Regions from separate parts of the Homo sapiens genome. Here region 2 is linked to region 1. A link is an interaction called in ENCODE POLR2A ChIA-PET data of the cell type or tissue named here. Cell type or tissue: Panc1. All regions are shown on one strand. Each heading gives the region's core, and the rest is flanking DNA. Links, peaks and the distances in the headings are about the cores only.

What was found. ChIA-PET counts read pairs that join two places held together with the same protein. Peaks named below come from ENCODE experiments on the same cell type or tissue, not always from the same donor. Only the 100,000 strongest peaks of a DNase experiment are listed, where the experiment ranks them.
Region 2: POLR2A ChIA-PET joins it to region 1 with 5 read pairs; 4 of 35 experiments call an interaction of 5 or more read pairs at or near these places.

What each region holds. Positions count from the first base shown.
Region 1 is chr14:103,356,040-103,363,658 of GRCh38, forward strand. No RefSeq gene overlaps it. Among named protein-coding and RNA genes, the nearest start is that of SNORA28, 22 kb to the left of the region's middle. RefSeq lists an enhancer at 5,266-6,465. In Panc1, for the core only: no CTCF peak of the experiment used is centred there; no DNase peak of the experiment used is centred there; H3K27ac peaks cover 261 bases.
Region 2 is chr14:103,258,471-103,264,370 of GRCh38, forward strand. No RefSeq gene overlaps it. Among named protein-coding and RNA genes, the nearest start is that of LINC00605, 72 kb to the left of the region's middle. In Panc1, for the core only: no CTCF peak of the experiment used is centred there; no DNase peak of the experiment used is centred there; H3K4me3 peaks cover 1,114 bases; H3K27ac peaks cover 858 bases.

The DNA.
Region 1 (7,619 bases), core at 1,022-6,021:
ACCAGAGTCACGGAGAAGTCGTGCCTGGTCGGGACCACCTGGCAGTGAGAAGTAAGTGGGTCTGAATGGGGCAGAAAGGTCAGAGGCTGGCCCCGGATGCTGTTGAAAGTGTCATATCAACACTGTGCTGATTCCCTTCAGGGTTCTTTTAGAGGAGGGAAATAAACATTTGCCTTGTTTTGCATATTTTTTCTTATGCATGCAGCCAAAACTCGTCAAAGCTGGTATATAGGGGAAGATAAATACCCCCAAGAACAACGTGAGTGTCAGAGAAATCTCCCGCCCAACATCAGAAGAGATAGCCTAGCCAGAGCAGCCCAAACACACCATGAGCAAAATGAAAGTAAACAGCTTGGTAGATATGCAAGCATACACAGGGCCACTACAAGGAAGCAAAAACGTCAGTGTCATGAAGCACCAAAAAATAAATAAATAAATAAAATAAAATTTAAAAGTCTTCTTTAATCTAGAAAGAAGGTTGCTATGGACTAAACAGTATCCTCCCAAAATTTCTATATTGCAGACCAAACTCCCAGTGTGATGGTATTTGGAGATAGAGCCTTTGGGAGGTCATAGGGTTAGATGAGGTCAAAGGGTGGGGCCTTCATGAGGGGATTAGTACTCTTATAATAAGAGACACCGGAAAGCACTTCTGTTTTTCTTTTCTTTTCCTTTTCTTTTCTTTTTTTTTTTTTTTTTGAGACACGATCTTCCTCCATTGCCCAGGCTAGAGTACAGTGGCCCAATCTCAGCTCACTGCAGCCTTGACCTCCCGGGCTCAAGTGATTCTCTCACCTCAGCCTCCCAAGTAGCTGGGACTACAGGCATGTGTCACCATGCCCAGCTAATTTTGTTAATTTATTTATTTTTTGTAGAGACAAGGTCTCATTATGCTCCCCAGGCTGGTCTTGACTCCTGGATTCAAGCAATCCTCCTGCCTCAGCTTCCCAAAGTGCAGGGATTACAGGTATGAGCCACCACACTTAGCACAGAAAGCATTCTTGAGTGTGTTCTCTCTTCTCTCTCTTCTCTTCTCTTCTCTCTCTCTCTCTCTCTCCTGTCTCTCTCTCTTCTCTCTCTTCTCTTCTTTCTCTTCTCTCCCTCTCTCTCTCTCTCTCTCTCTCTCTCTCTCTCTCTCTCTGTCCCCTGTGGGGGTCACAGGAAGAAGACAGCAAGCCAGGAAGAGAGCCCTCACTGGGAGCTGATCATGCTGACACCACGATCTTGGACTTTCCAGCCTCCAGAAGGACAAGAAAATAAATCTCTATTGTGTAAGCCAATCAGTCTATGGTATTTTGTTATGGCAACTAAAGCAGACTAAAGATACATTTCTGCTAAATGCAATGTGTGATCCTCAGTTGGAGTCTGATTTTTTAATTCAACCTGCAAAGGAAAAAACAAACAAGGACAAGTATAAAAACAGATATGGTGAAATTCAATCCAAGGCAGAAAAGCAGGTGTCCCCAGATCCATCTCCCCATAAAAGAGCTCATAACAGTGGCTCACGCCTGTAATCCCAGCATTTTGGGAGGCCGAGGCAGGTGGATCAGTTGAGGTCAGGAGTTCGAGACCAGCCTGGCCAGCACAGTGAAACCCCATCTCTACAAAAATACAAAAATTAGCCGGGCATGGTGGCAGGCACCTGTAATCCCAGCTACTCGGGAGGCTGAGACAGGAGAATTGCTTGAACCTGGGAGGTGGAGGTTGCGGTGAGCCAAGATCGCGCCACTGTGCTCTAGCCTGGGCAACGGAGCAAGACTCCATCTAAAAGAAAAAAAAAAAAAAGAGCTCATAAGACTGTGACGTGGTGAGGCAACAACTCAGAGACAGGGCAGGAGCAGACAGAACCAAGATAATAACACTGCACATCTAATGGATAATGAAACAGCAAGAGGCCAGGCACGGTGGCTCACACCTGGCAGCTCCCACCTTCCAGCACTTTGGGAGGCCAAGGCGTGCCATCTTTTGAGCTCAGGAGTTCGAGGCCAGCCTGGGCAATATAGTGAGACACCGTCTCTAAAAAATATACAAAAATTAGCAGGACATGTCTGTGCATGCCTGTAGTCTCAGCGACTCTGGAGGCTGATGTGGGAGAATCACCTGAGCAAGGATGGGGAGGCTGTGGTGAACCAAGATGGGGGCAGGAGAATTGCTTGAACCTGGGAGGCAGAGGTTGCAGTGAGCCGGGGTCATGCCACTGCACTCCAGCCTGGGCGACAGAGACAGAGTCTGTCTCCAAAAAAAAAAAAAAAAAAAAAAAATACAAGCTTTGGAATTGGCCTGTAGTAACTGAACTTTCTGTTTGAGGTTTTTCTGGTGATTAACCTCTAACTACTATATAACACGGGTACATAGCTATAAGTTGCTGTCACTTTGAGACATTATCCCTTGGGGTCTCAGGTGACACCTGTAGAGGTGACTCACCACCCCATCCCCCCACATCTTCCTCTCAATGTGGTTATTACTATTTTCTATTATTATTTTCATTTTTTTTTAAACCGAGTCTCACTCTGTTGCCTAGGCTGGAGTGCAGTGGTGTGATCCCAGCTCACTGCAACCTCCGCCTCCCAGGTTCAAGCGATTCTCCTGCATCAGCCTCCCTAGTAGCTGGAATTACAGGCATGTACAACCGCTCCCAGCTAATTTTCGTTGTTGTTGTTGTATTTTTAGTAGAGATGGGGTTTCACCATGTTGGCCAGGCTAGTCTCCAACTCCTGACCTCAAGTGATCCGCCTACCTTAGCCTCCCAATGTGTTGGGATTTCAGGTGTGGCTCACACCACGCCTGGCCATTATTATTATTTTCAATCCCTCTATTGGTTCCTTCCATAAGCTTAAACATAATATTTGCGATTTTATTACTGGTTCTTCTATCCATAGAGGCTTCTCTTGATTCCCAACAAGGGAAGATGAAGATATTTGTTTCTCTAACCTTGGCTTTATAACCTCCACCTTCCAACTCCCAACTTAAGTCGTCTGTACTATTACTTTTATACTGTCAGAATTGATAGTATTTATAATCTGCTTGCAGTAGAAATAAACTGGTTTTTTGTTGTTGTTGTTGTTGTTGGGTTTTTCTTGAGACAGGGTCTCACTCTGTCACCCAGGCTGGAGTGCAGTGGTGCCATCACAGCCCACTGCAGCCTCGACCTCCTGGGCTCAAGGGATCCTCCCACCTCAGCCTCCCAAGTGGCTGGGACCACAGGTCAATGCCACCACACCTGGCTAATTTTTTAATTTTTTTGTAGAGATTGGATCTCACTATGTTGCCCAGGCTGGTCTTGAACTCCTCAACTCAAGCAATCCCCCTGCCTCAGTCTCCTAAAGAGTTGGGATTACAGGCGTGAGCCACTGCACCTGGCCCAGAATAAAGCTTTCTGTCCTTTACTTATAGGTCGATTCTAAAGGCGAAGATTGGGGCAACACTTTTCTTTTTTCTTTTTTTTTTTTTTTTTAAGATGGAGTCTCGCTCTGTCGCCCAGGCTGGAGTGCAGGTGGCACGATCTCAGCTCACTGCAAGCTCCGCCTCCCAGGTTCACGCCATTCTCTTGCCTCAGCCTCCTGAGTAGCTGGGACTACAGGCGCCCGCCACCACGCCTGGCTAATTTTTTGTATTTTTAGTAGAGACGGGGTTTCACCGTGTTAGCCAGGCGATCTCCTGACCTCGTGATCCACCTGCCTCGGCCTCCCAAAGTGCTGGGATTACGGGCGTGAGCCACCGCGCCCGGCCAACACTTTTCTTTATAAGATAATACAAAATGTCATCACTGTAGAACCAAGTTGTGCAGTGCCACATTTTTCTTTATTCAACTTTTGCTTTTTTCCCTAGAGTTGGAAGTTGCCTTTTTTGTTTTGTTTTGTTTTGTTTTGAGACGGAGTCTCGCTCTGTCACTCAGGCTGGAGTGCAGTGGCGCGATCTCTACTCACTGCAACTTTCACCTTTGGGCTCAAGCAATTCTCCTGCCTGCCTCAACCTCCCGAGTAGCTGGGATTACAGGCACTCGCCACCACGCCTTGCTAATTTTTTGTATTTGTAGTAGAGATGGAGTTTAACCATGTTGGCCAGGCTGGTCTGGAACTCCTGACCTTGAGCGATCTGCCCGCCTTGGCTTCCCAAAGTGTAGAGATTACAGGCGTGAGCCACCAAGCCCGATGGCAAGTTGCTTTTCTTTCTGTGTTGCGTTGTCTTCCTTTACTGCATCTCAAGCCTCTTCCAGAATCTCAAGGGTGCTCTGGCATCTGTGGAATCACCTTGTTTTCAGGACGCCTCTCTCCCGCTGCTGTCGTGCCCTGCTCCAGTCCGAGCCTGCACCCACTGTCTCCCAGGTCTTCCTTCATTGCTGTCTGAGTTGAATCTTCTGTTTCCTGGATCCCATGTGTTCCCCTCTCTGCCATCGCAAATCACCAAGGAACCTCTCCAGAAAGGGTATGTGGGAGAGAAATTATTCTGAGTCCATGTGTCTTAGGTTTTGCTGTATAACAAACTACCACAAAGCACAGTGGCGAAACAACCATTTATTTCTTCCTTACATATCTGCAGCTCAACTGTGGTTCAGCGGGTCCAGGCCAGGCCTGGCTGGGCTTGACTCTGGACTGCGGATCAGCTCCCAGTCTGCTCCAACCATCTTTTGTCCCACGTGAACCAGCAGCTACCAGACTGATATCTCTCTTGGTGAAAGACACAAGCCCAGGCCCATGGCAAGCATATTTCAAGTTTCTGCTGGGTCACACACATCTGCTTCCATCTGATTAGCCAAAGCAAGTCACACGGCTCAGTCCAACAGCAACGGAGCAAGGAAGTCGGCACCTCCCACAGAGCTCAGGGGAAAGGAGTGAATATTTGCTAGGTAATAATAGAATCTTCCACAGCATGTAGTTCTAAAAATGTCTTTATTCTAGGCCTGGCACGGTGGCTCACACCTGTAATCCCAGCACTCTGGGAGGCCGAGGTGGGCAGATCATCTGAGGTCAAGAGTTCAAGACCAGCCTGGCCAACATGGTGAAACCCCGTCTCTACTAAAAATACAAAAATTAGCCGGGCATGGTGGCAGGCACCTGTAATCCCAGCTACTCGGGAGGCTGAGGCAGGAGAATCACTTGAACCCAGGAGGCAGAGGTTGCAGTGAGCTGAGATCACACCATTGCACGCCAGCCTGGGCAACAGAGCGAGACTCCATCTCAAAAAAAAAAACAAGTTTTTATTCTGCCCTAACATTTTGTTGGTAAATTAGCTAGGTATAGAATTTCAAGTTTCAGATTATTTTTATTGAGAACATTGAAGGCATTGCTCCAGGGTCCTCAAGCATCCAATGAGGCTGATAAATTTGATGTGATTGGATTTTCATTCCTTAGTAGGTTAATTTCTCTCTCTCTGAGAGCTTTTAGAATTGTCCTGCTTTTTACATTTTTCTTTGCTTTCTTTCTCAAAGTACTGTTTTATGTATGTTAAAGAATATATACAGTCGGGCTGGGCAAGGTGGCTCATGCCTGTAATCCCAGCACTTTGGGAGGCTGAGGCAGGCAGATCACCTGAGGTCAGGAAAAAAAGAAAAAAAGACTTGATTACTATGTATATAGTATTTTTTTGTATACCTACATACCCATGATAAAGTTTAATTTATAAATTAGGCACAGTAAGAGATTAACAACAATAACTAACAATGAAATAGAACAATTATAATAACCTACTGTAATAAAAGTTAAGTGAATGTGGTCTATCTCTCTCTCAAAATATCTTATTATACTTTATTCACCCTTCGTATGATCATGTGAGATGATAAAATGCCAGCATCACTACTCGTGCCCTTTGGGGCCATTATCAATGAAAACAGGAGTACTTGAACACAAGCACTGTGACACCGTGAGAGCCGATCAGAGATGGCTGCTGAGTGACTAATGGGGCAGGTAGCATAGAAAATGTGGATACGCTGGACAAAGGGATGATTCACATCCTAAGCAGGATGGAGCAAGCTAGCAAGAGATTGCATCATGCTCCTCAGAATGGTGCACAGTTTAAAACTTATGAATTGTTTACTTCTGGAATTTTCCATTTCATATTTTTGGGCCACAGTTGACCATGAGTAACTGCAACCACAGAAAATAAAGCCTTGGGTAAGGAGGGGCTGCCGTATCATACTCTGCCCCTATACGGCTCTGCCACCACCCTCTCAGCTAATGATGTCAGAAGTTATACCTTTATACATTGGGTGCCAAAAAACATAGACTTATTACTGGCTTTTTACTATTAGTCTTTTAAATCATGTATAAAAGGAAAAGTGGTGTTACAACCCAAAATGACAATAATACTAGCTTTTGTAATTGTCCATGTATTTACCTTTATAGAAGATCTTTATTTCTTCATAGGACTTTGAGTTATTGTCTAGTGTTCTTTAGTTTATTTTTTTTTAATTTTTGCTTTCTTCCTTCTGCCTATATAATGGCAAATATCCTTTAATTTCAATCTGCAGAAGTCCCTTTAGCATTTTCTGTAAGACAGATCTAGTGGTAATAAACTCTTTCTGCTTTTGTTTATCTGGGAATACCTTCATTTCTTCTTTTCTGAGGGCAGTTTTGCCAGGTATAGGATTACTTTTGTTTTGTTTTGTCTTCTTTTTTAAGAGACAGAGTCTCACTCTGTCAGCCAGGATGGAGTGTAGTGGTGTGACCATAGCTCACTGCATCCTCAAACTCCTTAGCTCAAGTGATCATCCCTGCCTCAGCCTCCTAAGAAGCTGCAACTACAGTTGTGCACCAACATGCCTGGCTAATTAAAAAAAAATTTTGGGGGGGGATGAGGTCTTGTTATGTTGCCCAGGCTGGTCTTGAACTCCTGACCTCAAGTGATTCTCCCACCTCAAGCCTCCTAAGTAGCTAGAATTACAGGAAGGAGCTAACTTGTCCAGCAGGATTCTTGATTGACAGTTTTTTCTTTTATCTCTTCAAATGTACCAACACATTGCCTTCTTGCTGCCAACGTTTCTGCTGAGAAATCTGCTGTTAATCTTACTGGAGATCCCTTATATGTAACAATTTGTTTCTCTCTCCCTGCTTTCAAGATTCTCTCTTGGCTCACACCTGTGGCTGGGTGCAGTGGCTCACACCTGCAATCCCCATACTTTGGGAGGCCAAGGCAGGAGGATTGCTTGAGTCCAGGAGTTTGGGACCAGCCTGGGCAACATAACAAGATCCTATCTCTATAAGATTAATTAGTTAGTTAATTAATCTATAAGATTAATTAGTTAGTTAATCTATAAGATTAGTTAGTTAATCTATAAGATTAATTAGTTAATTAATTAATTACTTAAAAATTAAAGATTCTCTCTGTTATCTGTGGTTTGGGCAGTTTGATTACAGTGTGTCTCTGTGAGGGCCTCTTTAAATTCATCCTACTTGGAGTTCACTGAGCTTCTTGGATGTTTAGATTCATGTATTTCACCAAATTTGAGATGTTTTCAGCCATTATTTCTTCAAATAATCTCTTATTATTTATCGATTAAAAACAATAATAATCTCATTTTCTTTTTTCTTTTGAGATGGAGTCTTGCTCTGTTGCCCAGGCTGGAGTACAGTGGCACAATCTCAGCTCACTGCAATCTCTGCCTCCTGGGTTCAAGTGATTCT
Region 2 (5,900 bases), core at 553-5,552, 98 kb before region 1:
CTCCTGGGTGCAGGAAGGGGTGGGACCCTTGTCTTTACTCGCATGTGGCGGCATCCCCCTGGCAGCGGGAAGGGCCCTCCCCTGGACACATCTGTGCAGGTTCCAATAACCAGTCACACGGGAGCGTTTGGGCGCAGCATTAAAAAAATGCTCCGAGTTAATTTCCTGGGCCCAGCTCCTTTCCACTCTGGATTTCAGCCTCTTAGGAGAATAAGCCAGCGAAGTGGGGTTGGGCCGCAGACACAGGAGTGGGAGAAAAGTGGAGGGGAGGGTCCATGTAGTCAGACCAATACTCCCACTGAAACCAGATCATATGGTGGACTCAGTGTTTTAATGCTGTGGTTTTGGCCAGGCATGGTGTCTCCCATCTGTAATCCTGGCACTTTGGGAGGCTGAGGCAGGTGGGTCGCTTGAGCCCAGGAGCTCGAGATCAGCCTGGGCAACATAGCCAGACCCTGTCTCTAAAAAAAAAAAAGTTTTTAATTAGCCGGGTGTGGTAGTGCACACCTGTAGCCTCAGCTACTGGAGAGGCTGAGGCAGGAAGATGGCTTGAGCTCAGCAGGTCAAGGCTACAGTGAGCCATGGTCACACCACTGTACTCCAGCCTGGGCAACAAAGAGAGATTTTGTCTCAAAAAAAAAAAAAGTGTCTTTTTAAAAAACTGGAATGCTGGCAAGATAATCACCAGACCCAATGGAAGGGAAGCAGGACTCTGTGGGGTCAGCCAAGCAGGAGGACCCAGGAGAGTTTAGGGGGTGAATGAGAACATTGATTCCCATGGGCTCTGGGGGAGGGAAAACAACACAACCCTTGGGTCCTGGAGTGGGGTGTCTACGGGAAATCCCCTCCACGCTGTACTGGGCGCACAAAGGGAGTTCGCCCAGAAGCACGTGCACAGCCTCTGGGGCGGGCGCCTGCATTGCACCCCTCAAAATATTGCTACCATGATGTGCAAGGACAAGGTGGGGCACAAAGGTAGCCAAGCACCAAAGACAGAAGCCAGGACAAAGAGGGGCTCCAGACCACAGAAACATGCCCACCGGGCGGCAGAGCAGGGGACAGACTCTGTGCCCCCGTACTTCTATTCCATGTCCTGGGTCTCACCTCACACCTTTCTTGCAGTTCATGTGTCTCTCACTGTGTCCACAATGATATTCTACACATCCAGAAGGGTTTGTAGTAATTATAGGGTTTTTTGTTTCTATAACTCATATTTATTTATTTTTATTGGTACACAATAATTGTACATATTTATGGGGTACGTGGGATATTGTAATACATGCATACAATCTGTAATGATCAGATCAGGGTATTAGGATATTCATCGTCTCAAATGTTTGTCACTTTTTTTTTTGAGATGGAGTCTTGCTCTGTCACCCAGGCTGGAGTGCGGTGGCACGATCTCAGCTACTGCAACCTCTGCCTCCCAGATTCAAGTGATTCCCCTGCCTCAGTTTCCCAAGTAGCTGGAACTACAGGTGCGCGCCACCATGCCCAGCTAATTTTTGTGTTTTTAGTGGAGACAGGGGTCTCGCCGCATTGGCCAGACTGGTCTCAAACACTTGACCTCAAGTGATCCACCCGCCTTGGCCTCCCAAAGTGCTGGGATTATAGGTGTGAGCCATGTGGAGGAAAAGTTAAATATTAAATTTGAACTCCATTGAACTTGAACACAAGGAATGGTTATGTGCCAGTAAATAGCCTCTGGGCATCTGCCTGGGAGCTAATAACCTATACTGATTGTTCTGGTAAGGTACATTTTCTACCTTAAGGCAAACAAACAACAGAATCTACAGAATAGGCTAACCTTCCTGTATTCCCTGAGTCCAGTCATGAAGGGCCCTCGTGCCTGGGGCTCAGGCCAAAAAAGGAATACTACAAAAGGGTGAGGGTCCCAGACCCCGCCGAAGCTCCGCAAGAACTCTCCTCGTCTGTGCGCGGACGGGCGGCCGACTCTGGAGCCCAGGCTGCTGCTTCCCTGTCTGGTGATGCTTCCTCCATAGTCCAGTGGGTGTAAATATATACAGATATATCTTTTCTTGTCCCTTTCCCACTGTGATTTGCTTATTATATTTGTGTTGCCATATACTTGGGATGAAGGCTGTTTGCCCTTAAAAGTATCGTGTGTGCCTTTTCTTCACCCCCCGGGCATTTCCCACACAGAAACTTTTGGTATCAGGAACAGGATTCGAAAACGAAAGTATGCCACTTTCCAGTCGCAGGGACTGGGCTGGAGGCTCGGGGACTTCCCACATCCCGGGATGGGAACTTCCCCAGTTCTCCCCCTCGGCGACTGAATAGTCCAGGGGAACTGGCTTTTGTGAAAATTGGGAATCTAAGTTAGTGCATTTTGAACTGTTGGCTGTGTGTGAGGTGCTGCAGGAAATTCTAGTTTGATAAGGGGATGCCGAGGGAATTTCCTGGCATGGATGCTGCTTGCTTACTGCTTATAAGTTAATGTGTCAAGATAGGGACCGGTTGCTACAAAAGAAATGTAAGCTGGAAAAGGAAAATGCTAATTTGACTTCCAGACTGGCCCTGGCCCAATGCCAGGCCTATGTCTTGACTGATCAAGCTCAAAGCTAGTAATGCTTCCTCCATAGTCTGGTGGGTGTAAATATATATAGACATAGCTCTTCTTCTCCCTTTCCCACTGCGATTTGCTTATTATGTCTGTATTGCCATATACTTGGAATAAAGGTGTTTACCCTTAATAGTATTGTGTATTGTGCCCTTTCTTCTCCCCTCTCGCGTCTCCCACACAGAACAATGTCCAGCAGTATTTTTTAGTAACTACAGTTTTTTTTCTAGAATTCATATTTATTTTGTTGGTACACAATAATTGTACATATTTATGGGGGACATGGGATATTGTAATACATGCATACAATTTATAATGATCAAATCAGGGTATTAGAATATTCATCACCTCAAATATTTGCCATTTCTATGTGTTGGGAACATTTCATATCTTCTCTTCTAGCTTTTTTTTTTTTTTTCCTTGAGATGAAGTCTTGCTCTGTCTCAGACTGGAGTGCAGTGGCGCGATCTCGGCTAACTGCAAACTCCGCCTCCCGGGTTCAAGTAATTCTTTTGCCTCAGCCTCCCAAGTAGCTGGGACTACAAGCATACACCACCACACCTGGCTAAGTTTTGTATTTTTAGTAGAGATAGGGTTCCACCGTGTTGGCCAGCCTGGTCTCAAACTCCTGACCTCAAGTGATCCACCCGCCTCGGCCTCCCAAAGTGCTGGGATTACAGGTGTGAGCCATGGTGCCTGGCCATCTTCTAGCTATTTTGAAGTATACAAGAAATTATTTTTAATTATACTCACCCTACTATGCTATCAAACACTAGAACTTATTCCTTCTAATTGTATGTTTGTACTCAGTAATCAATCTCTCTTCATCCCCACGCTGCACCTTTCCCAGCCTCTGGTAACTTATCTTTCTACTTTCTATCTCTATGAGATCCACTTTTAAAACTCCCACATATGAATGAAAACATGCAATATTTGTCTTTTTGTGCCTGGCTTATTTCAATTCACATAATAACCTCCAGTTCCATCCATGTTGCTGCAAATGACAGCGTTTTATTTTTTATGGGCAAATAGTATTCAAATTGTATACACATACACATATATATTCATCTGTTGCTGGACATATAGGTTGATTCCGTATCTTGGCCACTGTGAATAGTGCTGCACTAAACATGTGAGTGCAGGTATCCCTTTGATATACTGATCTCCTTTCTTTTGGATAAATATCCAGGAGTGGGATTGCTGGATCACATGGTAGTTCTATATTTAGTATTTTGAGAATTCTCCATACTGTTTTTCATAATGGCATGCTAATGTTCATTCCCACCAATGTTGTATAAGAGTTCTCTTTTCTCCGCCACCTCACCAGCATTTATTTGTTGTCTTTTTGAAATAGCCATTCTAACTGGGAGGAGATGATATCTCACTGTGGTTTTAACTTGTAATTCCCTGATGATTAGCGATGTTGAGCATGTTTTCATATACTTGTGGGTCATTTGTATGTCTTCTTTTGCTAAATGTCCATTCAGATCATTTGCCCATTTTAATGTGGTTGTTTTTTGGCTGTTGAGTTGTTTGAATCCTTGTATCTTCTGGATATTAGTCCTTTGTCAGATGAATAGTTTGCCTTCATTATGTTGAGGTATGTTCCCTCTATACTTAATTTGTTGAGAGTTTTTATCATGAAGGGATGTTGAATTTTATCAAATGCTTTTTCTGCATCTATTGAGATGATCATATAGTTTTTATTCTTCATTCTGTTGATGTGATATATCACATTTATTGATGTGTATATGTTGAACCACCCTTGCATCCCTGGAATAAATCCCACTTGATCATGGTGTATTATCTTTTTGATGTGTTGTTGGATTCAGTTTGCTAGTATTTGTTGAAGATTTTTGCGTCTATGTTTATCAGAGATACTGGCCTGTAGTTTTCTCTTTCTTCTTTTGTCATGTCCTTGTCTTATTTTTGATATCAGGGTAATTCTGGCTTCATAGAATGAGTTAGGAAGAATTCCTTCCTCTTCCACTTTTTGGAATAGTTTGAGAAGAATTGATGTTACCTGTTCTTTATAATTTTAGTAAAATTCAGCAGTAAAACCATTTGGTCCTCGGCTTTTCTTTGTTGGAAGATGTTTCATTACTGATTCAATCTCATTACTCATTATTTGTCTGTTCAGGTTTTCTGTTTCTTCCTGGTTCAATCTTAGTAGGATATATATATTCAGGACTTTATTTCCTCTAGGTTTTCCAATTTATTAGTGTATAGTTGTTCATAACAGTCTCTAATGATCCTTTGTATTTCTGTGTGTTCATTGTAATGTCTCCTTTGTCATTTCTGATTTTATTTGGGTCTTCTATTTTTTTTGTTAGTATAGCTAGTGGTTCATCAATTTTTCTTGTATTTTTTAAAAACTAACTTTTTGTTTTGTTGATCCTTTGTATTGATTCTTCATCTTTATTTTGTTTAGTTCTGTTCTGATTTTATTTCTTTCCTTTGGTTGATTTTGGGTTTTATTTGATTTTGCTTTTCCAGTTCCTTGAGGTACATCATCAACTTATTTATTTGAAATCTTTCTATTTTTTAATATAGGCTTTTATTGCTATAAACTTCTCTCTTCACACTGCTTTTGCTGTATCCCATAGGTTTTGGTATGTTGTGTTCCTGTTTTCATTTGTTTTAAGAAATTTTTGGATTTTTATCTTAATTTCCTCATTGACCCAGTGGTCATTCAGGAGCATGGTGTTTAATTTACATGAGTTTATATAGTTCCCAAAGTTCCTCTTGTTATTGACTTCTAGTTTCATTCCAATGTTGTCTGATAAGATATGTGATTGATTTTGACTTTTTAAAATATTTTGAGGCTTGTCTGTGGCGTAACATATGATCTGTCCTGGAGAACGATCCATGTGCTGATGAGAAGAATATATATTCTGCATCTGTCAGGTAAAATGTTCTGTAGATGTGTGTTAGGTTCATTTGGTCTAAAATACAGTTTAAATCTATTTTTTTTGGTTGATTTTCTGTCTAGATTATTTGTTCAATCCTGAGAGTAGGGTGTTAAATTCCCTAACTATTATCGTATCGGAATCTACCTCTCCCTTTAGAACTAATAACATTTACTTTATATATCTGGGTGCTCCAGTGTTGGATGCATATATATTAAGAACTGCTTTACCATCTTGCTTAAATTGATCACTTTATCATTATATAATGACCTTCTTTGTCTCTCTTTATAGTTTTTGACTTAAAGTCTGATTTATCTAAGTATAGCTATTCCTGCTCACTTTTGGGTTTCATTTGCATAGAATATCTTTGTTCATCTCTTCACTTTCAGTCTATATGTGTCTTCACAAGT